Linked DNA regions of Mus musculus: region 2 is linked to region 1. A link is a loop called in an ENCODE intact Hi-C map of the cell type or tissue named here. Cell type or tissue: left cerebral cortex. All regions are shown on one strand. Links, peaks and the distances in the headings refer to the core of each region. The heading gives the core; the rest is flanking DNA. Region 1 holds the start of Gopc (golgi associated PDZ and coiled-coil motif containing). Region 2 has its middle 26 kb from the start of Gm46224.

Evidence for each region. Peaks named below come from ENCODE experiments on the same cell type or tissue, not always from the same donor. Only the 100,000 strongest peaks of a DNase experiment are listed, where the experiment ranks them.
Region 2: it touches region 1 in a loop (4-fold over the local background); 2 of 42 quality-filtered maps call a loop at or near these places.

Annotation. Positions count from the first base shown.
Region 1 is chr10:52,378,762-52,390,785 of GRCm38, reverse strand. It overlaps Gopc (golgi associated PDZ and coiled-coil motif containing), which reads left to right and starts at 8,662. Exons shown (of 9, transcript NM_001199272.1): 1 at 8,662-9,175. The coding sequence starts at 8,888. It also overlaps the pseudogene Rps19-ps10 and a transcript of Nepn not described here. In left cerebral cortex, for the core only: a CTCF peak has its summit at 5,325 (motif pointing right); DNase peaks (open chromatin) are centred at 7,688, 8,614, 9,089, 9,322 and 1 more place; H3K4me3 peaks cover 1,861 bases; H3K27ac peaks cover 1,812 bases.
Region 2 is chr10:51,547,257-51,559,280 of GRCm38, reverse strand. No RefSeq gene overlaps it. Among named protein-coding and RNA genes, the nearest start is that of Gm46224, 26 kb to the right of the region's middle. In left cerebral cortex, for the core only: CTCF peaks have their summits at 5,288 (motif pointing left) and 5,760 (motif pointing left); DNase peaks (open chromatin) are centred at 5,310 and 5,737; H3K4me3 peaks cover 434 bases.

The sequences.
Region 1 (12,024 bases), core at 1,511-9,510:
TGCTGCCAAGCCTCTACGAGTGCTCCAGAGCAAACCTTTGCTGTAGAAAAGCTCCTCCAGGGACCCCTGAGCTCAGATGATATGATTGCCCTTTGAGGCCAGTTTCATTGACTTAATAACCACTGATTTGACTTTCAGGGTACCAGTATTATGTGTCTTTCTCATTTGTTTTTCTATTTGCTAGGCTGTATTCTATCAGAGACTAAGAATGATAAAATATTTTTCATCAATATTATGCCTTTAAATATCTTATTGCTTTTGTCTAATAATAGTTACTTTTTAAGTTTTTAAAGCAAAAAGTGTATAATTGATTTTAATAATCTGGAAGAAAATAGAAAAGGGCAATCAAGGTGGCTCTTTGGGTAAAGGCAGCTGCCTGCAACCCTGATGACCTGAGTTCAATACCTGAGACTCATAGGCGAGAACTGATTTTCAAAAGCTATCCTCTGACCTGCAAGTGCCCTTCCTTCCCCCCTCTTTCCCTACTCTCTCTCTCTCTCTCTCTCTCTCTCTCTCTCTCTCTCTCTCTCTCTCACACACACACACACACACACACACACATACACACACACACACATACACACACACACACACAGAGCAAAATGTAATAAAACTTTTAAGGACAAAAAATAGCAAGAAGGCAGGGAAGTCAGCTTTAGTTATATCACAAAGTTAAACATTTTTCTAGCCCTTTTCTAGGCTTAGGCTTTGAAAAGACAAGAGAAATGCTCACTGCACATTTTATGTGCGTCTGGATGTTGCTAAACAGATGACTTTAAGTTACTTTCATATTTTGTAGCATCTAATGTGGAGATCGAAGGCTCCTTTCAGTATTTATTGTGCTATGAAGTTGCTATAGACCTGGTATGGTGGAACACCGTAATCTCAACTCAGGAGACTGAGACGGGAGAATTGTGAGTTCTAGGCAAGTCTATTTTATATAGGAAGACCCTGTCTAAAAGAAAAAAGAAATAGCAGCAGGAAGTCCCCTGCTGCTCAGCTCCTTTCTACTGACATCTGGAGCTTCTGCATTCTGACCAAGAGCTAGACATACATGGCTCAGGTTTCTAGTAATTGAATGCCTAAGATCAAGAATAAGGCATGTGGTTCATTCCGAGCACTTCTGATGTTTTTACCAGGTTTCCTGGAGGGTGGAGGAAGGAAATGCTGATCAAGGAATGTGATGTATTTCTCAAGCACAGAAACACAATGATTTACCCAACAGCTCTATTCAATATGTACACCAAAATCTAGGTTTTAATCTTTTCGGCACAGTCTCAAGGAACTAATCGCCTCCAGATTTGAAATGGGCTTGGACTAGGTTTTGGTTCAGCTTCTTACATCAGATTCCTTCCTGACTTATTATTTTTACTCTCCTCCACAGAACCTATTTTTATTTTAAGGCTAGGTTGTTCCCAGTCACCTAGTGGCCTGAGCAGTGAGAGTTACAGACCAGTGCTCAGTAGCCAGTCCCCGAGCCCAGTCAGTGCCTTAGCCCTCCAGTTTTCCTGGGCAGGCCCAGCAGCCACCTACATATTTTCAGATCTGTCTTCCACCTCGGGAGTAGTCACAGAAAATTCAGGAGCTGCCACAGACCCTACCCCCTGGCCTTTCTCCTTGACCACTGCCTTTTTGCAATCCCTTCCCTTTCCTTCTCACCTGCATGGGGTATGACTTCTCACGAGGGCTTACAGGAGATGGTGCTGTGCATCACGGAACGTCTCAAGCCATCACTCACTGCAACACTGCAGCTGAGGGAGCTCTTTGGCTACATGAAATGGCCATGTTCACATTGCAGAGAAGGATCTATGTACAAAAGATGCCTCTGTGAGGGGTTGCTGGTTCATCTTTGGACCTGTCACTACTAGAAGACATGTGACCTGGAAAGTTGCTTGAATAAGGTTAATAAAGGGCCTAGGAATGAAGCTACCAGCAGTAGGAATGGCTCCAGTGGCAGGCAGTATATTTCAATAAAGCTCACTGAAATTCGTTCCTAGAGACGAGATGAGCCTGACATTGGTAGAGTTCTCATTGGCAACAGTGGTTTGAGCTTCCAGCAGCAGTAGCTTCTCCCAGGTCCTATTCAGATATCTGATGTAGGTACCATCACTTTTCCTTTATAGATGTGGCTGCTCTGTGTAAAAATCAAGGTAGGTGCCACCTAAGTGGATTCCTGCTGCAAAGAGTTCCTTTTTCTTTGTTCGCAGGATTTCAAGGGCTTTGGGCACAGTGTGCAAGTTGTTCTTAAGTTATGACCAGAATCAAGAGCAATAGCATACGAGCCGTTCCTGGGACAGCCTGCAAAGTAAAACACTTCTGGTTCTCATGAAACTATAGGGGAAGGGACAGTGTTATTGGCTTCTAGTGGGTAATAGGCAAAGATAATCCAGCTAAACACCCTATAGGGACAAATGTCACCCATGGGGGGGGGGGGGGAATTTACAGTCCAGAATGTCAGTATTGCCATTGTTGAAAAAAAAAAAAAAGGAAAAAACTACAGGAAACACAAATGAATATTGACTTTTACTGATCTATTAAAAACCAAAGATCAAAAATAATTGGCCTCTACTCTAAAATTTTATTTTTGGAGCAATTATCACCAAAGGCACCATGAAGAACTCTGTAGAAATTGCTTTTAAGTGAGTGTTCCTGATGTGTTAAATGGAGGACTTAACTCTTGTTTCTGACATTTTGATGAATTTTAATTAGTGTCACAGGATATCTGCATGAGAAGGAAGCTCAGAGATAATATTCTGAATAACCTCTTCACTACTATCCATAGAAAATTTAAGTCCAGAAAAGAAATTGACTTACTATATCAGGCCTGATCTGGCTCATAATCTGACCATAAACTTAACAGAAAGCTTTACAAAAATAAAAAACACATAGACTTCTTAGTATTAAAAAATACTTTAAGGATATTTTAATGCATATACAGTTCTTTCAAAATAGTTTATTCTGAAACATGCTGAATACAGGTGTTAAAGTAAAACAGAAAAAATACACTTCATTTTTCTTTTTGTTTTGTCTTGTTTTCTCTCATAAAATGAAGACAGCTGGGAATAGTGGTACCCACAGTTCCAGCACGTAAGAGGCTGAGGCAGAAGAATAGTGAACCTGGGCTACAAAGCAAGTCTCATAAGTAGTTCTGTCAATGCATTCGTGTAGTCTAAAAATTGAAGTACAAAGCAAAGAAAATGTATTTAGAAATGTACCTCCTCTTCAGGAAGGGTCTTATAGAAGTAATCTATTAGAAACATAGCAAAGGAGGTTAATGAGCGGGAGTTTGTGTTTGGTCTATGAAGACTGACAACCTGGGAAGTAAACAGTAAGTTGACAGTGAATAAAGAGAAAGAGTCAATGACCGGTAAATGCTGATAGCCATTGATAGATAGTGGTCTTAGATAATGAGCAGTGGGGGACGGTAAATGAAGAGTGTGGGCTTAAAGACTAACTGAAAGTTAGTCTTAACAGTACAAAGAAATGGGAACTGAAAACTTTTGTCATGCTTTAAGTCTGTATACACCGTACAAAATATAGCATCTGAGACCCTTTAATTGTAGAACAGAAGAAAACAATTTTAAACCTTAAATTATCCTGAGCTTAATAAACAAGACAGAATATTGCTAAATAAACATTTCTATGTTGAAGACATATTATTTAAATTTTAAAGACTAATGTGGATTAAGAAATATGTCTATGCCTTAGACAGTATAAAAATCTATTTAGATATGCTCTGTTGCATGTATCAAAGGTGTTTGAAAAGCAACTGCTTTTAGAATTTCCTAGGTAAATAATGAATTATCTTAACCCTCAAAGTCATCTACAGTTACAGCATTCCTCCCGGAGTCCATAGAATTTGAGTTTTGTTTTGTTTTGTTTTGTTTTGTTTTGTTTTGTTTTACAAAATTTGTGTGTGCACGTGTGTGTGTGAAAGCACACATGTTCATATAAAGAAAAGGCCAGAGGGTGACCGTAAGTGACTTTTGTAATTCTACAATTTAGTTTTAGAAGCAAGGTCTCTCACTGAAACTGGATCTCATTGATTCAGCTGGATGGGCTGACCAGCAAGACCCCAGAAGCCTCCTGTCTGTCTCAAAGCACTGAGAGCATAGATGCACACCACCAGATATGACTTCTTTTATGAGGTGTTAAGGGTCCCAACTGAGGCCTTCATTCTTGGTCACCAAGCATTTTATTTGCTGAGCCATCTCCCAAGCTAGCATCTGAGATTTCAACCTAAGCAGGTCCCAGCGTAGGGCTTACCTGCTAAGGTGTTTCATATGGCGACCACAAAGCACTATAGCAGACACTTGCAGAACCCTAAGTGGGAATGGAATCCACAGCTGCACATGAGAAAAGAAAGGCAGGTGACTGAGCTAACCCTAAGTCACTCCACCAAAATTCTCACATTTTTAGAATAAGACAAGGAGTTTCCCCATTTATATTAAAAGAAACAGAGGAAGAATGTGGCTTAATAAGTCACCCCAAAACACTCAAATTTACTTCTTTTGTATGAATTTCTCAAATGTATAAATCATAACAATTTTATTTGACAAATATCATGACTATAAAATAAGTACAATGTTCTGAGGCTTCCCCACATTGTTAAAAGAAAATGGCAATACTTTCCTGACATTTCTTAACCCATCATACAACTGTTTAAAACTACTCAGAGAATCTAATCTCTTTTCCTACTCCTGGCAGGGCTACAGGAAATCAATGGGAACACAGAATGCTTAGCATAAACCTTGGAACAGAGTAGACTTTAAAACTCAATAGTCTCACTAGCCTGTGCAAGGCAGGCTTTCCATATTTTCTAGTGTCACTACGATTGGTGGTGCACTAGAGGAATCTACACCATTCACTGACTTTACAGATACCAACCAACTACCAAAGGACACACCAGAATCTTCCCACTTTCTCTGGTTTCCTCAGTCTTCACTCTGTCTTTAGTGGTAAAACTCAATATGAACAAAACAAGATTGTCAATCTGAATGTCTGAAACTCAGCAGTTGAGAGGCAGAGACAGGATGATTGTTAGAAATTTTAGGCCACCCTGGTCTATAAACAAGATCCCGGCCAGCCAGAGAGATACATAGCAAGACCCTGTCTCAAAGCAACAATGACAAATTAAAGACAGACTAGTTTTAGTTATATTATTTTATTTTAAATCACACAAGCATGATTTATGAGTTGGAAATATCTCCCAACCCAACAGTCTTTTTAAAGCCATGTGAAAGTGTCACAATACAAAACATCCAAGTCCAAATGCCAGCAAAGACAAAGCAACAAATGCAGATAGAGCACACTGACAACAGATGGCAGCACCTGACCACTGAGCCTCTTTTTCCACTTGCCTGTTCTATTGAGACTTCCACAACTGCAAAATCCCAAATTAGAGTAGGCAAAATGTTCTATTAGGACACCTCATGTGCATTTAAAGTCATCAATGAATACTACGATAATGAGTCCATAGAATGTGGCAGTCCATAAGATGTAGTATAATAATGTGACATGTGACCATGTGACATGAAACTAACCTGAGACATCCAAGGTATGACATGGCATTACTTGAAGTTGTAAAGGCTGTGATAGAAATGAAGTTGGGTTCTTTCATGCTGAAAATTAGGATCATTATCAGCCATAAGAACAATGGTCACTCCTTTCCCCTGGCTGGCAGCGCCGCAGGATGCCTGGAGCTACTGTAAAAGACATTAACCAGCAGGAGTTCGTCAGAGCTCTGGCAGCCTTCCTCAAAAAGTCCGGGAAGCTGAAAGTCCCCGAATGGGTGGAAACAGTCAAGCTGGCCAAACATAAAGAGCTTGCCCCATATGAGAACTGGTTCTACACATGAGCTGCTTCCACAGCACGGCACCTGTACCTCCACGGGGGTGCAGGGGTTGGTTCTATGACCAAGATCTACAGAGGAAGGCAGAGAAATGGTGTCAGGCCCAGCCACTTCAGCAGCGGCTCTAAGAGTGTGGCCCACCGGGACCTCCAAGCCCTGGAGGGGCTGAAAATGGTGGAAAAGGACCAAGATGGGGGCGGAAAGCTAACACCTCAGGGACAGAGAGATCTGGACAGGATCTCAGGACAGGTGGCAACTGCCAACAAGAAGCATTAGATGGATGCTGGGTTAATAAATTGTCTCATTCATTAAAAAAATAAAAGAATGGTCACATAAGCACAAAATATACTTCAGAGTCTCTCACGTAATTAGTAAATTTGGTATTTTAAAAGAAATATAATTTGCACTTGTGTGATTTATCTAAAAGGCGTTACAATGGGAAATGCATTTTTACACGTTGTTTATAGTTTTATATGTATACACCTGAGAAATACTGTCTCAAAAGGCTTTCACAAAAGGTCTGCCAATTTTTCATACTAGCAATATGAAATAGATTCCTTATTCTTCTGTATCCTGTAGCTAATGCCAAAGAGACCTACATTAAAATGTCTGCTGTGTGCCATTACTAAAACATTTAATCTGTCTACAATGTACTTATAAAAGAGTAATTATACTTACTGTAGGATGCTTTGAGAATCAAAGAAATAACTCTATACATAGAGCATTCTTAATTAAAAGGTATCGTTATTGTTCCAAGTATTTCCCCATTCTCACACAGTAAGTTTTATTTATTTATTTCATGTTCCTCAGCAGGCAGGGAGAAGTATCATTAGAGAAAATAGCCTGGAGTTTTCTCAGTGTTCTTGCAAATATTGTATACAAAAATATAACAGACTGGCATGAGGGGTGGTAGGCAAGGAGACTGGAGAGATGGCTTAGTAGATAAGAGTATTTGCTGAAGAGGAATTTAGTTCCTAGAACTCACATAGTGGCTAACAGAATCTGTAATTCCAGTTCCAGAGGGTCTGGTACTCTATTCTGGCCTTTGTGAGAGCCATGCATGCTTATGATACACAGACATACACATACATTTAGGGCAAACACACACACACACACACACATTTAGGCCAAACACCCATCAAGCCTCTTTTTCCACATTCATGTTCTGTTGTGACTTCCAGAATTGCAAAATCCCAAATCAAAGCGGGCAAAATGTTCTATTAGGAAACCTCATAAACATTTAAAGTCACCACTGAATACCAAGAAAATGAGCACACAGGATGTGGCAACTGCTACATAGTCACATCTACTGCTAAGTAGCAGATAGTGGGATGTGTGTGTGTGTGTGTGTGTATAGGTAGGTAGATATAGATAAATTATTTTATTATATATTTATATATAAAATACAACCAACCATTCGAAGAGGATGTTTTATACTATTGTGTACTAAGCCTATGAGACAGTCTCTGACTAAACTCAAGGGAAGAGTTGCATGGTTAGTTTTACTTGTCTAAGTTTGCTGAAGTCATAATAGCTTTTGCTTGATGGTAAGCAGTCATGCATTGGAGTAACCAGAGTGCAAACTAAATCTGTTATTTCTTAATTCTTATTGGTACTGCTTTGATGAGAGGCACACAATGCCATGCAGACTTTGGTTGATGATTTATTAGAAAGGTCCGTCCCAAGAACAACTTCCGAAAGATTATGGACTAATTTTCCACATACTCCCGTAGGCGAGTCAGGAAGCACAATTCCTACCTGCCTACTCTAATTAGTCTGGCTTCTCCTTTCCCTTCCGGACAGTCTACTGTTGGTTTAGACAGGGGTGGAGTTGGAGAAGTGGAAGAGATGAGAGGCAGGACACAAAGAAAGCTCTTGATAAATGCTCTCAAATGCACGCAACACTGGAATTAAAAGTCGTGAGAGCCTCACTGTCTTACTAGTTCGGCTTGGATGAGGTCGTTTCATTAGATTTTATGTCCTCAGTGCCTCAATCGGGATATGTATTCAATGTTTATGAACATATGAAAATAACATGGGAACGAGCACAATACTAGTTTATAAGATGATTACAGCATCCCAAGTGGTTGCTTTAGAAATATACGATCTGTGATGCAGTAAGATGAGTGCTATGTACCAAGTGATAACACTTTCACTTTACCTTAATTGCCAAGTGAAGTAAACTTTGGAAACCTTGTTACCCAAGCAAGGTAACACCACTGAGGTGGGGCAGCTAGTATGTAATAATACATTGGCCTAGAACCCCAGCTTGTCAATCATAGAAGGAGGAACCATTGATTCAACAAAACTTGCTCAGTAGCTTCCATAGGCAGCTTCTGGCTGGAATGCACCGTCAGGTTTAGCAACATTAGCCAGTGTCCCCACCCTCCCGCCCTAAGAGCTGGAAATCGGAAGAGAAAACGTGGCTATTGCGCATGCACACACGGCCCTCCCCGCTCCCACCCGAGCCCCTTGACACCCCAGTAGCAACTTTGCTAGACGTCTGTGGACCGGTTCCAGGCCCACTGTGAAGCCAAACTGGCGGAAGCCGGTCCCCTCTGCGACGTGGAATCTTTCCCTTCCCTTCCTCCGGTCTTCCCCACTTGCAAGGGGCCACCTCAACCCTTTGCTTCTCAGGGTTTTGCCGGTCGTCAAAATGGTCGCAGACAGGCTTGTGGAGGCGAAGGCTTTTCATTGGCTAAGCTCTCGTACGGCCCCGCCCACTTTCTCCCTCTGGGCTGCGCCTGCTCTGGGCTCCGCTACGCACGCGCGGCGGGGGCGGGCCGGCTTGCGGGCGGGGCGGGTCTTCCGTGTCGCTGTCGCTGCTTCAGCCCCGCTTCCTTTGCTGCTCTGGAGCTGCGCTGCCGGCGTTGGCGGCGCGAGGGAAGGGAGGGGACCGGCGGGTGTGTGTCTGTGTGTGTGTGCGTGTGTGTCTGTGTGTGCGCGCGCGCGGGGGGCGCCGCGGTGCTAGCAGTTCCCCTCGCGCGGGGCGGGCGGCCAGAGTGAGCAGCAGTCGGCGAGGCCCTGGACGGCGCCATGTCGGCGGGTGGCCCATGCCCGGCGGGAGCCGGCGGCGGCCCAGGGGGCTCCTCCTGCCCTGTGGGGGTCTCCCCTGGCGGGGTGTCCATGTTCCGATGGCTTGAGGTGCTGGAGAAGGAGTTCGACAAGGCCTTCGTGGATGTGGATCTGCTTTTGGGCGAGATCGATCCGGACCAGGCGGACATCACTTATGAGGGGCGTCAGAAGATGACCAGCCTTAGCTCCTGCTTTGCGCAGCTATGCCACAAAGCCCAGACTGTGTCCCAGATCAACCACAAGCTTGAGGTGAGCCTCGGGGGCTGGCAGCAATAGCATTCAACCCCAGGCTGTCCGAGGTCGTTAGATCCCATTTAAAGCACTAGGAAAATGATCCTTAAAAACCTACCCACTGGACACCTCAGCTTCGAATGCGATGGAGAGTGCGTTTTATACGTGAGTGAAGCAAAGGAGTGCGGAGCGGGTGGGGGAGGAAAAGGATGCAGACTGATGTGTGGGTCTCCAGACGTCCTGTCATCCACCTCCCAGCATCTCATGCGGTGGGGACAGGAGCTAATCACACTACCTGCCTTGTAGGTGTTATTACCAAGATCTTCTGTCGGGGAATACCTCAACTCTCCTCTTCTGCTTTGATAATGACAAGCTAGATGATGTATTTTCAGACAGATGCAGCTCTGATTATTTTCATCCAATAGCCCAGATCAACGTCCGTGTCTGTACACAGAGACATGCATGAACTTAGGGGAATCCGATCAAAGCTCTTGGGGAAATGTAATGGAATATATATGTTCCTATCTACCTTCTCAGTTTACATTCACACTTGGCAGATATTACGGGCAGCTATGTCTTTAGAGCTGTCAATATTCAAATAACTTCTAGTATTGAGTGAGATGGTATGTCTTTGTATTTTACAGTATTTTCCCTAATTTCAGACCTTTGAGACTATGTAAAGACAATCCTTTGCTTAGGTCTCTAATCAGAGCAAGGGGAGTGTGATTGCAAACAGGAATTCCAAACCTCCCATTTTGTGTGGAAAATTCAACTAGGCCAGTATTACAAGATTTAGAAATTATGGTGTACTAACATTATATGGGAAACCTTTTAAAAATAGACAATTTCAGTAGAGAGTAGCTCTTTGATTTTAAAAAGGATTAAAAAAAAAGAGAGATACTTTGTTATGTGTGAAGTTCTTTGTGCCTTAGCTTTCTTAAGAGCTCCTCTTTACTGTTAACTGTAATAATGATAGGGCCTGTTGTGTACAGATTCATGTGTATGCTAGATTGGTTTCCTGTCCTTGCTTAGTGCTCAACAGTCTTTCATATTAGTTAGCCATGAAAAACATTTGCCACTAATATTTGATTAGCATCTTACATATTCAGGATGCTATGGTTTCTTTTTGGAAAGAGTGGGATGAAAGTACTTATGTAAAAGCATTAAGTGTAGATAAGGCTGTCTCTTGATTTTTTTTTTTTTTCTCCAATGAATGGTAATTCCTAAAGCTGAGTTTTCAGGTAGTATTTAGTGGCTTTTAAAATGGTATTTTAGCTTTAAAGATCAAAGATTAAGAGTAGCTTTTGCCAAATAACTTACATACCATCTCCATATTTAACCATATACTGGAGATAAGTGGCTTTTAAAACATAAAACAATTTTAACTTGTTTTTTAAATGACCTAAGGAAGCTAAACAATAGTACTTTCTGATGTTAGCAATAAGGTCTGATTTTGAGAAAAATATTTTTTTCCCTATGACTAGAAGGTATTCAAGTTTTTTAAATTTTTAAATAATTTGAAAGAATATTTCTCTACTAGACTGTGCATGTAATAACTTGCGTGTTTTTTTTTCCAGGAAATTATACTTACATATTCTAAGTCCATGTCCCATCTTAGGAAGTAGCATTACTTCTTAAAGTAAAGAATGCTAGCATATCACAGTGTGTGGTTTTCAGTATAATTGCAACTCTTGATTCAGAGACCTTAGAAATGATGAGGAGGATAATTTGGTTTTTCTGCTTAGTATATTCAACTATACATGATTCACCTGTGACAATTTTTATACATAAGACATCTTACATAGTTTTCGTATTATAACTGTGTACTGCTGTGAAAAGACTTATGGCCAGTCACAACTTTCCAAGTACACCTAGTGTGCCATATTCAGACTCTTGGGATGTTCTGTGAACTGTTGACAATCTACTGAGATCCTCAGTGTTAATCTTATAAGAGATTTTGGTGCTTTCTTACTCAGTCTTAATTTTGTCTCAATAAGTAAACTAGGCCTTCTGACTAGTCTTTAAGGATGCTGAAGTCATAGGTGACGCTGCTTGCTATCCGTGTAATAAACGTATACCAAGTTTAGTTGTTTCAGAGATTAGTACTTATAATAGAATGTTTTTATAGTCTCAAGACATGGATAACTCCAGGGTGGGTAATTTGTATCCGTAATCTCAGTCTTTAGATGGTGGAGACAGGAGGATCAGAAGTTTCAGGCCAGTCTGGGCCACATGAAACCCTGTCTTAAGAAAACAGATATAGATAAATGAATAAAACAAACAATACTTACACAAAAGGAACGTTCATATCCTTCCAAAATGCAACTTTTACTCTGTCCTTCTGTTTTTAGGTAATACTACATCAAATTAATCTAGTGGTTGGGAAAACACTTTTTTTTTTTAGTATAGAGTAGAGTTTATTTAGGACATGGGAAGGGGAGTTGAGAAGGAAGTAGAGATGGGGGAGTGGGGTTGGAGGGGGGAGAATAGACTGGACAGGAACACGTGGGGGGAGGAGAAAGGGGTCAGAGAGGGAAGAGAGAGAGAATAGGAGCTGGAAAACACTGAAAAAAATTATTAGTTCCCTTTTAAATTAAATATAAATGCCATCCATGTAGCAGCTTTTTGCAGTAAGTTATATTTGGCAAGAGATGTATATAAAGGACTACGTTTGAAGAAAAAAAAAATCAGAATATTTTGAGTTGGCACTATTTCAACTTAAATTTCTCAAACTTTTACCTGCCTGAGAGTTCCCGCTATGGTGAGACCGTTGGTTGAGGCCCAGCTAGAGTCACCAATAAAATAAGAGTAACAGTGGCAGTAATAGCCATAGAGGACCAAAGGCCATGAGCCAGTGCGTTAAAATA
Region 2 (12,024 bases), core at 1,276-9,275, 830 kb after region 1:
ATGAATGACATTCTTACAAAATTCCAAGCTCAGGGTTAGCTCAAGGACTGCCTAGGACATTAGTGAAAACCAGGGAGTGAAAAGCCAGGGAGTAAAGTTCAACCTGATTTAAGTATTTGTAAAATCATTTCTTGGAGGCACCTATAATAAAAGAAAGAACACAGATCCATATACCAGACTAATGCTGAGGAGGTTAAGTTTCTGTGAAATTCTTTGCCTCAGGACTGCTTCCAGGCTTTTAGGCCTGTCACACAGACTTCACTGGAGTGGATGTAGCAAGAAACCAAATCAAAGATCATCTCAAAAACTAAGAGTCATGTGTGTGGATAAAACACGTTTTAAGTGTTAAAGATTCTCATAAATCTTAACAAAGCTAATTTGACTTTGATAGTGTATGTAAGGCTTCATACAATAATCTTTGATATAAATTTATATAATTACAGAAAGCAATGTAAATATTGTATTAATTTATGAAATATAATGCAGTGATAGCCTAAGTTGTAGCTAGAAGAATTTAATTTTGTGCCTCTTTTGATCTAACAATGACTTAAGTAGCTTACTAGTTAGTTCCTAAGCCTGAAGCTTGAGACATGCCAACATTTGGTAATTCTGGTGCTGTATGGTCCAGTTAAGTGTTGCCTTAAGGATGCCAGTGTTTTCTGTCTTCTACTCCTGTCTTCCCTTTTCTGCTCTCATGGATCTGCTCTTGTCTACCTACCTCTACCAGTCTGCAGGTCCTCACCCCCCTCCCTTCTGCCAATAAACCTCCTTACACTTGACCTCTTGCATGTAGTAATTTCTCAAGAGCACATCTTGACATGGGTAGTAATACAGTAATACCCCCTTGCTATATTATAGTTCAGTTTCACATATGATATTTGTTATCACAATGGACAGTCTCTTATGATGTGTGCGTTTAATTAACTTCTTTGGGGGTGAAGTTTGTATGGCAGATATGTTATGGTGTGTATGTTTTCTTGAGTGGCTAGTATGACACAGTTTAAGAGCCATTTCAGGTCAGATGAAGGAATATTTTAGTAGATTGTTTAACTAATTAGTGTCAACAAGTGAGTGACTGTTAGTTGGATTTATTGATGTTTTATGCAAAGTGAATGTTAAGTGTTGTTATTCAGGAGAGCATAGATCCTTTCTCCATAGACCCCTCTTACCCAGTTGAAAACTTGAAAAGTGTTTAAATATGAGGTTTAAACTGTAGGAAGGATGTTCTCTGGACAGATTGCACTGATAAAGCAACCTGAAAATAATGCTTTTGAGAAAGTTTGCTTGGTATTAATTTTTTGCCTTGTATTGATTAGACATTTGGGTTTTCAAATTTCCTATTTCCCTTGATAAAATAGCAATGGAAAGTACAGTATTATATGAGATTTACTTATTTTTTTCTCCCCATACAGAAGCTCAATCCACCATGAAGGAGTGTTAGAAGAAGCAATGTGTCTAGACTATTTTTGTTTTTTTTTTTTAGTATATGATTTGGCTTCAGGTATAACATGTGACTCTACTCACTAACTCTGTGTTTTAAATTCTAACCTTTAAGGTTCATTTTACTGTCAAGAATTTTGTCCTGAGGAAGTAGATATTCTTGTATAGAACAATTTAGTATATTTTAGTTTCTCTCAGGATTGCTAGTAATACTGAGAATTAGGAAAAATAAACAAGTATCTAGTACATAGTGCTATCAGTTAATCATCTGCATAGAGTAAACATTTTCTTTTCATGTGTCTAATTTTTGAAAAAAGTACAGTGAACATACAAAATTTAATAACCAGTAAAAACGGGCCGTTTGCAGTTTGGACAATGAATACCACTAGTTGTCACCTATAGCTTTACTTTAAAGACAAAATAATCAGAACAGTGGACCCTAATTATTTTAGGGTTAAAAAAGTGAGACTGTATTTGTGAATCTGTCAGTGGTTTTAAAGTTAATTGTGTGGCAGGGAGCTGTAACTGTTGTTTATCGCGTTGCCTTTTCTTGGTTGTAGGATGAGTACATGGCTGCCAGCATCCAGAAGCTGGAGGAGCAGTTCTGCTATGCAGGAGGATGACACTGACTGCAGTATTTAGTGGAATTGCTATCTACATTAATGGTTACAAGTGTTGAGTACTTTTTACTCTTCTGGTGCCCAATTTTATCATGAACCTTTTAAGATTAAGAAAAAAATGTTTTAATCATTAATTATTTATAGTCTATATTATGTACTTTTCTGTTGCTGTAATAGAATACCATGACCAAGGCATTTTTATGGAAGAGATTATTTTGGCTTGTGCTTCCAGAGAGATGACACCATCATGGCAAGGAGCTGAAAGATTACATGTTAAACCCCAAATATGAAGCAGAGAGAGTGAACTGGAATTGAGGGTTGTCTATGTGCTAGCCTCATAGTCTGCCCCTAGCAAGGTGTAGCTGTAAAGTTACCACCAGGGTTCAGATATTTGACCCTCTTGGAGACATTCTCATTCAAGCCAGTCCCGAAGGCTCAGAGGCCATTATTATAATGGAAACTGTAATTAAAACCCCATTTCAAAAGCCCCAAGAGTCTTCCACAGTCTCAGTAAAACCCTATGAATTCTAAAAGTGAATTAATTTCAACCTACAATGGAACCGGATATACATTTAATGTTCCTTAAAGGAGAAATGGGAACATAGTCAGAAAATGCTGGACCAAGCAAGACTGATAAGGCATTATGTAAATGCCAAATCCCCAGGTCAGCAATTCCCAGCTGTGAATTTTTAGGGCATTGCCTAATATCATCTGAAAACCAATATTTACATTATGATCATGACAGTGGCAAAATTACAGTTATGAAGTAACAACAAAAACAATTTTATAGTTGGGGGTTGGTCACCACAACACAAGGAACTGTATTAAAAGGATTCAGTGTTAGCAAGGTTGAAAAGCAGTGCTCTAGCTTAGTATGTGATATCACAGGGCTTAGATGGCTCCATCCCTTCATCTTTTTGCCTGCAGAATATATCTCTAACATGCTGGCTCCACTCAGTGTAAGCAACTCTCCCTGGCAGATGTCTCACAGCTTTGGCAACTCCAACATCCTGGAGTCTGTCCAGCAACCCAGACTTCACTTCATCTCTCAGGGTCTTCATGCAAAAACTCAGGATTAGGGTTGGCCCTGAGGTCCTTTGGGGTGCATGCTGTGATTTCCCCAAGAACGGATCTGATGTTCTTTCTTGCTTGAGAAAGGGCACATACATAGCAGAAAACATATTTGGTTTTGTCAGAGAAAGTCAGGAAAAGGTCACAATTCTGAGTCACTTAATTACCCCTTTTTGTTGTCTCTTTTACCAGCTCTATCTACCCTTCCTGGGTCTAATCTTTGGAATCGATGAGTAGTTTGTCTTGTGGGTTGGTGAAGATATCTGGAAATTTTAATTTTTAATGTAGTTTTAGCTATGAACTTTGTTTGAAGATTAATCTACTGTGATGGTTTGAATAGGAATGGCCATCATAAGCTCGTGTGTTTGAATGCTTTTCCACAGGGAGTAGTGCTATTAAGAGGTTTGGCCTTATTATGTATGGCCATGTTAGAGGAAGTGTGTCACTGTGGAAGTGGGCTTTGAGGTAGTAATATATAGTCAAGCTATACCCAATATTAGCATTCTGTCTAAACTCCACCCCCCCCCCCAGTTACCTGGCAACAGCCAGGTAGGACTGACCCACTATAAAAGGGACTGCTTGCCCCCTCCTCCCTCTCTTGTTTCTTTCTTGATTTCTAGGGCTCTTATTCCCTTGTTCCCTTGCTCTTCCCTCACCTCCTCCATTCCTTTCCCTCCCCCCTCTCTCTACATGCTCATGGTCAGCCTCTACACACTCTCTCTCTCTCTCTCTCTCTGTCTTTCTGCCTTTCCCTGCCTCTTCTACCCTCCTAACTCCTGACTCCCCTCCCCATGCCCTGAATAAGCTCTATTCTATACTATACCTTCTTGTGGCTGGTCCCTCAGGGGGAAGGGATGTCTTCGCATGGCCCCACTGAGGCATAGACTATCTCCCTTTCTCTTTCTCTTTTTATACAAACACTTTATATGGTGCTGTGACTCGAATAACACCCCGTGTGGACACAGTCTCCTGCTGCTGCTTACAGATCAGGATATAGAACTCTCAGCTCCTTCTCCAGCACCATGTCTGCCTGCATGCTGTCATGCTTCCCACCATGATGATAATGGACTAAACCTCTGAATCTGTAAGCTAGCCCAATGAAATATTTTCCTTATAAAACTTGCCTTGGTCATGGTATCTCTTCACAGCAATAAAACCCTAACTAAGACAACTACTCGGCCACTTATTTGCCTAGTGAGACTGTTCTATTAGTTTCTGTCCCCCCAATTATTTATTTATTTAATTTTATTTTCCTTTTTTATTTGATTCCAAATAACCTCTCTCTAAGTTTTCATTTACCCAATCTAGATTTTTCCTTTGTGTTCATTTTAGCACTTTTCTTTGTTTATTGGGTATTATGTCCCAATTTTTTTCTTAATTTTGAGTCTTCTTATGGTTATTTTTGTGTATGTTTGCCCCCTCAGGAAATTGTTCTCAGTATGTATGTCAGTGTTTATATATATATATATATATATATATATATATATATATATATATATATATATATATATATATATGCAGTCGTTTAGCATTTAAGATCCCTGTTTATACAGCACTACCTGATTGCCTGGTTGTCTTTATCCTGGTTTAGATGATTTCACATTATTTCTCTGGGGCCATGGCTCTTAATGTATGTGCACATTAGCACTCTTCAGTCCTTAGTGTAGCTCCTTGTTATATAGACAAAAGGTAGAGCTGCATTTTCATTACTGTGGCATTGTGCTGTTGTCTCTGGGATGACTGAATCTATTATAGGACAGGTTGGTTGAGTTAAAGTTAAGTAGTAATCAATCAAAATGTTTGCTTTGCTTAATGGGGGGGCGGCATATCACACTGTTTATAATTACACGTTTTGCTGGTAAAGTGTTACTTCAGAGCGGATCCTGGTGTAGCTTTTAGAGTTAGCCTGTAGAAAATGCAAACGTTTCTTCAATGAACCTTGGCAAATTTAATTTCTTAGACTTTGGTCACATATACTCTGAGAATCTAAGATTGTTAAAAAGAAAACCCAAATCATTTCTTTTACAGTCACTAGTTAAGAAACTCCTTAATTCTCTATAGAACCTTACTCGCATGGGAGGAAGTGAAGGAGAAAGAGATTGCGTTAATTACTGTTTTAAGTGTTATTATTTGGTCTGGAGTTTCTTGTATCTTTGGTTCCCTCTGGTGTTCGATTTAGGAAATTGTGGTCCTTTCGGATTCTTTTATTAGTAAGGAGGGGCTGACTGCACAAAGACTCTTGGCTTTTGCGGCTTTGAGCCCTCTCTGCCTTTAGTCTGGGATGTAGCCTGTGGCAGGTGTATTGTTCTTAGGCAGCCTGCAGTGTAAGTAGTTGGGAGAGCTGGTTTGGCTGTCCTGTGCCTTGTTTATAAGGGGGGTGGGGTGGGGGGGGGATATCAGAAATCAGAAAATGTGCACGGGAAGGTTGGCTTGGGGCCGAGATGCCTTTATCAGCCCGTTGTGTCCGTGAGAAAGCTTTGGAAAGTTAGTTGCAGTTTTATCAGTTACTGATCTTCAGTTGTGAACGCTGCTTCTCAGGCAGCCTTTACTTTGGGTCCTTGGTTTTTCTCTCAGGCTCCGCGAACCCAAACTATGTTGTGACATTGGCGCCACCTTGTGTCCCAGCTCAGGGTTGCGTTGTTACCGCTTGTTGCCTAGGTTTACTTGGGGCTTGGGGTGGGAGCCTCTCAGTTAGCTCTCTGTAGACCCCTTAGATTCATTATATGTGTAATTTCCACCCGGACACAGCTTGAGAGTGAAGCCCTAGTTGTTTATACTGGGGGAAGGGGGGCTAGGGGGTGGATTTTCTTTTCAGGTTAGTTCGAGTCTAAGCTGGACATAAGGTGCACCAATTTGTTGCTAAAATTTCCATCCCTAATAGCCTGTATAAATAACACACAGTCCAAATATTTTAATTATAAGTCATATGTTTAGATTGGGCAAATCTAATAGAATACTAAACGTATTTCCCAACTCTAAGACTCCTTGTGGTTTCTCCCGGTCACGTTGTTCTGGTTCATAGTGGCTTTTCATATATTTCTTACACAGCTGTTTTCCAAATGTGCATTCGTCTAGTCTGCTGTAACAGCATAGAGTATGCATCGTTAACAGTGTACTTTCTTGCTAGTAATACATGCATTTTTTGTTAGATATGCTACTATTGATTATGTAGAGTCATAATGGCTTTACACAGGAAAGCTGTCAGAATTTTGTTTTGTTTTTGAGTCAGGGTTTTCTGATTAGCCTTGGCTGTCCTGGAACTCACTTTGTAGACCAGGCTGCCCTCAAACTCACAGAGATCTGCCTACGCTCTGTCTCTGAGTGCTGGGGTTTAAGTCCTGCACTCAGCTTGATTTTTCTTTTTAAAATACTTACATCATTTTGTTGACTTCTGGGTGTTTGGTAAGGGCTAGTATAATATACACTTAAAATATATTTAAGTGGGTCTTTACTTCCTACTCTATCCTTTATCTTAACAGGCAAGCTTCCTCTGATTTGGGACTAAATAGGCTTTCTTTTAATTATTTTCAGTTTGTGTTCTTCTTTCACTTGTCTTTTATGAGAGTTGGATGTACTCAGAATTGGCTGTCATAGTGCATGAAAGATTCAGCCAGAGCCTGAGACAGATAGAAGTGGGTGGGATTTTGTTCAATTGTTCTTGGATCTATCTTCTATGAGTTTTCTATTTTGTCAGAGCATCATTACCAAGAAGTCAAGTTGGCACCAGGGTGAGGGTCTTAAGACATCTGGTAGGGCTATACTCTGACTCTCAGTCTGGAGTCGAAAGTATAATTAGAGTAACACTGTACACAGACATTTGAAAGAATGAATTACTGGTATAATCCAGTTTTGGATATTGTTACTCATAAGCTTTAAGAAGACAAATGAAGTGTTCTTATTAATGTTACTTAGACAAACAAATTTTGTACTTATTAATGCTACTTAAAAAAAAAACATGTAAGTAGCCGGGACGTGAATTTAGTATAGTATTTGTCATTCATCCTGCATTTGTAAGCCTATGACCATATATTTGACCAAGATTGGCTTTGTATATCTGTTGCAACTAAATAAACAATTTTTAGTTAATTGTTCAAGTGTTGTCATTTTTCTTGTAAAAAATTGTACTGATTTAATACTGCATACCTGATTCTTACATCATACCATCTGGAATGTTAATAAGCCAGCTGACTTGTGTTTGAATACAGGACTTCAATCCTATATGTTGTGGTATTGGGTTTAATGTGTTATATAATGGCTCATATAAAAAGCAAATGTAAAACCAGGAGCAGAGACTCAGGGAAAACTTATTGTCCATTTTATGAAAAACATATGTTTTTCACATAGTAAATAAATGGCAACTCCTATGTTTGAGGTGATAGGTTCTAGTTAATCTTTTAGAGAAAGTTACAGAACACCAGTGGATATACATGTGTGTGCTTGTAATTTCAGTACTTGATAAGTGTCAGTATAAGGTCATTTAACTTGCAGGCAATTTAAACCCTATTTTTAAAAAAGATGAAAAACAAGAAAAGAAAGACAATGTTCATGTCTTTAGTTTGGACAAGAATTATCCTTTGTTCAAACAAATATAATGTTGATGGTCTAACTTTCTAATACTTAAGAGGGAAACAGTAACAAAGAGAATTTGTATTTTAAGCTTTCAAGTTAGGTACATTAACTTAAAATTTTTATTCTTTAGAAATTACATAATTAAGAAATTGAGAGAGGAAAATGAAGGGAAAGCAAATGGACTGAGCAGCTGGAATAAACACAGTGCAAATGAAGATTTTAGCATAGCTGTCATGGTGCCTTAAAGACACAGGTTTGCTTTATACCTGTGGGCAACAGTGTTGCTAACAGGCTTTCTTTAGATTCTGCCCAGAAGAAGAGGTCAGAGAAGAATAAGAAAGACATCAGAGACAGCAAAAGGCAACAGTTGCAGCACAGCACCAGAAATGCAGATGCTCTGGGGAATACACACAGAACTAATTCTCTCTCACCATCTTTGCACAGTAACACTAAAATCAATGGAATGCAGCACTCCACTATTCAGGGGCAAACACACTTTTAATTCACACTTAAAAAAAATGAAAACGGGCAGGTCTTCCCTTGTTGTACCTGTCACAGGTAGGTACTAAAATTGTTTTCTTCAAAACAGTTATATTTGATGATTTCTTTCTGATGTTTTCATTGGTATTCTAATTACTGCAAACTTCTCAATATAAAAAGCCTCTGGGAATGTCAGGTTATATAAGTTACAGTAAGTGTTACTGAAAACTTTACTACTATGTTTCATATTAAGCTTAACTATGGCTAACTCAAAATGTCAGGTCACTTCAGTGCTGTGAATACTAGGATTCCAAACTTTCCTTCTTCATGGAGACTTTATAAATGGCTGAAGTTATGAACTGTATAAACATGGCATTTTAGATTCTGTGCCTAATCTCCTGTGAGAATGAAGTTGATTGATAAGGGTAATTGACAATTTCTAGAAGGTTGCTTCAATAATGCACTCTTAAAAATTAAACATTGAAATAGAACTGTTGTAATTACAGTGGTAAAGTTAGTGAGATTGCTTTTATATCTCGGTAGATTGCCTAATTTGTGTGTGTGGCCAATGCTTGTCATCCAAATCCAACAGGAAGCTTTTGTGTGATAGTTGTTACTTAAACTAGATTCCAGTATAGAGCAAGTTTGAAGTTTCAGTTGTTTTTGACAAAGGGTTTGGTATTTTTCTGTTGTTGGCAAAAAGAAAGTTTCAAGATTATGTTATAACTGTGGAAAGGGAGGCATAAAGTTGTGGGTTCTTTCTATATGAGTGTTTGTTGCTCTTATATTATTTGATATATTCCAATATGTTCTTAATCAGTATTTTTGAAATATTTTGGAATAATGCCATAGGTTTTTTATTTCTTGGTCTTTTGTTTTGTTTTGTTTTTTTTTTTTTACTCTTTAAATCTTTTTTTTTTTTTTTACATTCCAGACTTTATCCCCCTCCCAGTTCCCCCTCAAACTATTCCACATCCCACACCTCCTCCACGCCCCCACCCCATCTCCAAGAGGATGCCCCACCCCTAATCCCATCCCACCAGACCTCCCCACTACCTGCTGCCCCAAGTCTTGAGGGTATTTTCTCAAAGTCCAGACCTGGCATTCCTCTGTTTTGTATGTGTTGGGAGCCTCTTATCAGCTGGTGTATGCTGCCTGGTTGATGGTGTTGGCATCAAGACCTCCCAAACCTATGTCATCACATAAGTGACAGTGCGACCAACAACATGCAGACTGGTTGCCAAGGCAACAGGCACCATATTCCCAGCTTCCACTTGGCTCACCTCCCACCTTTACCTGCATTTTCCATGTAAATAAGGAGAATCCCCCTCTCTCCCTCTCTTCTCTTTCTGTTGCCACCTCTCTCTCACCCAATAAAACCTCTTCCAAGTGGAACCATCTTGGCTTAGTGTGCTGTTGAGACTCGACCTGCCATTATAACATATCATTTTGGTGCCGAAAACCTGGAAACTTAGCTGGTAATGCCAACAGCTGCAGTGGGGACCCCAATGGAGGCTAAGACCGTGGATACATGGTCCAGCACCCCGCAGCCTGTGGCAGCGGCTGTCATAGGTACATCACTGCTCAGAGTGGTTACACCCCATCAGTGGACTGGGCCAGAACTCTCGACACCTGGCTGAACGCTGCTGCCAACATCACAGCTTCCATCATGTGACCTACTGCCGCTACTACTGGACATACGAACTTCAACCACGTGAGCTGTGCCATCCTGGTCCATCTTGCAGGCCTGGCTTCTGCCTGGCCCCACACCAAGCCCACTCAGTTCCACACTTCTATTTACCAGTTGGCTAAAATTCTCACACAGACGCCAGCATATTAATTGGTAGGGTCGGTCTGCTGGAGGGCCTCTAATTTCCCAGATAGGGCTGGCCAGCCTTTTCTGGGGGCTAAGGGGTTGTTGACATTTTATAGTCACGCCTCCATCTGACATACGAGTTAAGACATCAACCCTTTGGGTGACCTTTCCCAAGAAAGCTGCTCTGGCTCCCCTCCACCCCCACTTCCAGGCTCTTGCATCTGTTCAAAATCCCTGGATCCAGGTAGAACACTTTCCACAGTAAGCCTGAGGCTTACTGGGTGGCTACTAGAAGCCCTCATGATGACTTGGGTTTCTAGCCTGGCTGATTTTCTTCTCTCTCTCTCTCTCTCTCTCTCTCTCTCTCTCTCTCTCTCTCTCTCTCTCTCTCTGTCTCTCTCCCTCCCTCCCCCCTCTCTCTTTCTTTCTTTCTTTCTTTCTTTCTTTCTTTCTTTCTTTCTTTCTTTCTTTCTTTCTTTTTCTTTCTCTCTCTCTCTCTCTCTCTCTTTCTTTCTTTCTTTCTTTCTTTCTTTCTTTCTTTCTTTCTTTCTCTCTTTCTCTCTTTCTCTCTTTCTCTCTTTCTCTCTTTCTCTCTTTCTCCTTCCTTCCTTCTTTCCTTCCTTCCTTCCTTCCTTCCTTCCTTCCTTCCTTCCTTCCTTCCTTCCTTTCTTTCTTTTTCTTTTTGGTTACTGGATGTTTCTCAGGACGCTGGTAGGAATAATCCATTAACCCCCCCCCCCCATGGGTAAATCGATGTCTTCGAACATACCTCCATACACCCCACCAGGGTGTCTCCTAGAAAATCTCAAATCTTTGAAGCTAACGCTTGCCTTGGAGGCATCAAAATTAATATACCTCTTCAATAAGGTCTGGATTCAGTACCAGCTAGATAATGGCTCCAAATAGGTAGTTAATGGTACCCTAGATCCAATTATTTTAAGGGATCTTGATACATACTGTCAGTGAACTGGTAAATGGAAAGAGATTATCTATATTAAAGCTTTCATCTATCTTTGCTCCAATTCTTCCATGTGTTCTTCTTGTTCTCCAACCCAACTCCTGTTAGCTATGAAACCTACACAACCTTTGCCAGATGATTCCACAATGCTAGATCCAGCTAACAAACCACCTCCTTTCTGCTGCTGACCTGTTTCCATGCCATGGAAAACCCAAATTGCTGCCTTAGTTTCCCCTCACCGGGACACCCCAGAGTCGGCTACCTCTAACTCCCCTTCTGTGTAAGCTGCAGGTCCCTCCAAATGTTCTACATTGGCATCCAACTTCACCCTGCCCATCACTCACTCTAAAGACACAGCCAAACCCCCAAGTCCTCCCCACCCCCAGGGAAATCTGACCCAACAACAGTTCTTCCTGTAAGAGAAGTTGCTGGGGATTGCCTTGTCAGAGTACATGTTCCTTTCTCACTGAGTGAACTTTCTCAGATAGAAGAGACTGGGTTCTTATACCTCTATCTCTCCCACCTCTATTAAAGAGTTTCTATACATTACTCAATCTTACAACTTGACTTTCCATGATATACATATGATACTTACTAATAACTTACTTCCTGAGGAATGCAGGTGAGTTTGGGAGCAAGTGAGAATGACTGCAGATGAAATTCATCAAACAGATAGAGTATATCCAATTGGATTGGAGACAGTGCTTGACCAGGATCCTTCATGGGATTTTAATTTCACAGGTGGTATTTTAGCCAGAGACAGGTTTATTACATGCCTTTTGGTGGGCCTAAGAAAGGCAGTCTTTTTTATTTTTTTAATACGTATTTTCCTCAATTACATTTCCAATGCTAGCCCAAAAGTCCCCCATGCCCTCCCCCCCACTCACCTACCCACCCATTCCCACTTTTTGGCCCTGGCATTCCCCTGTACTGTGGCATATAAAGTTTGCGTGTCCAATGGGCCTCTATTTCCAGTGATGGCCGACTAGGCCATCTTTTGATACATATGCAGCTAGAGTCAAGAGCTCCGGGGTACTGGTTAGTTCATAAGGTTGTTGCACCTGCAGGGT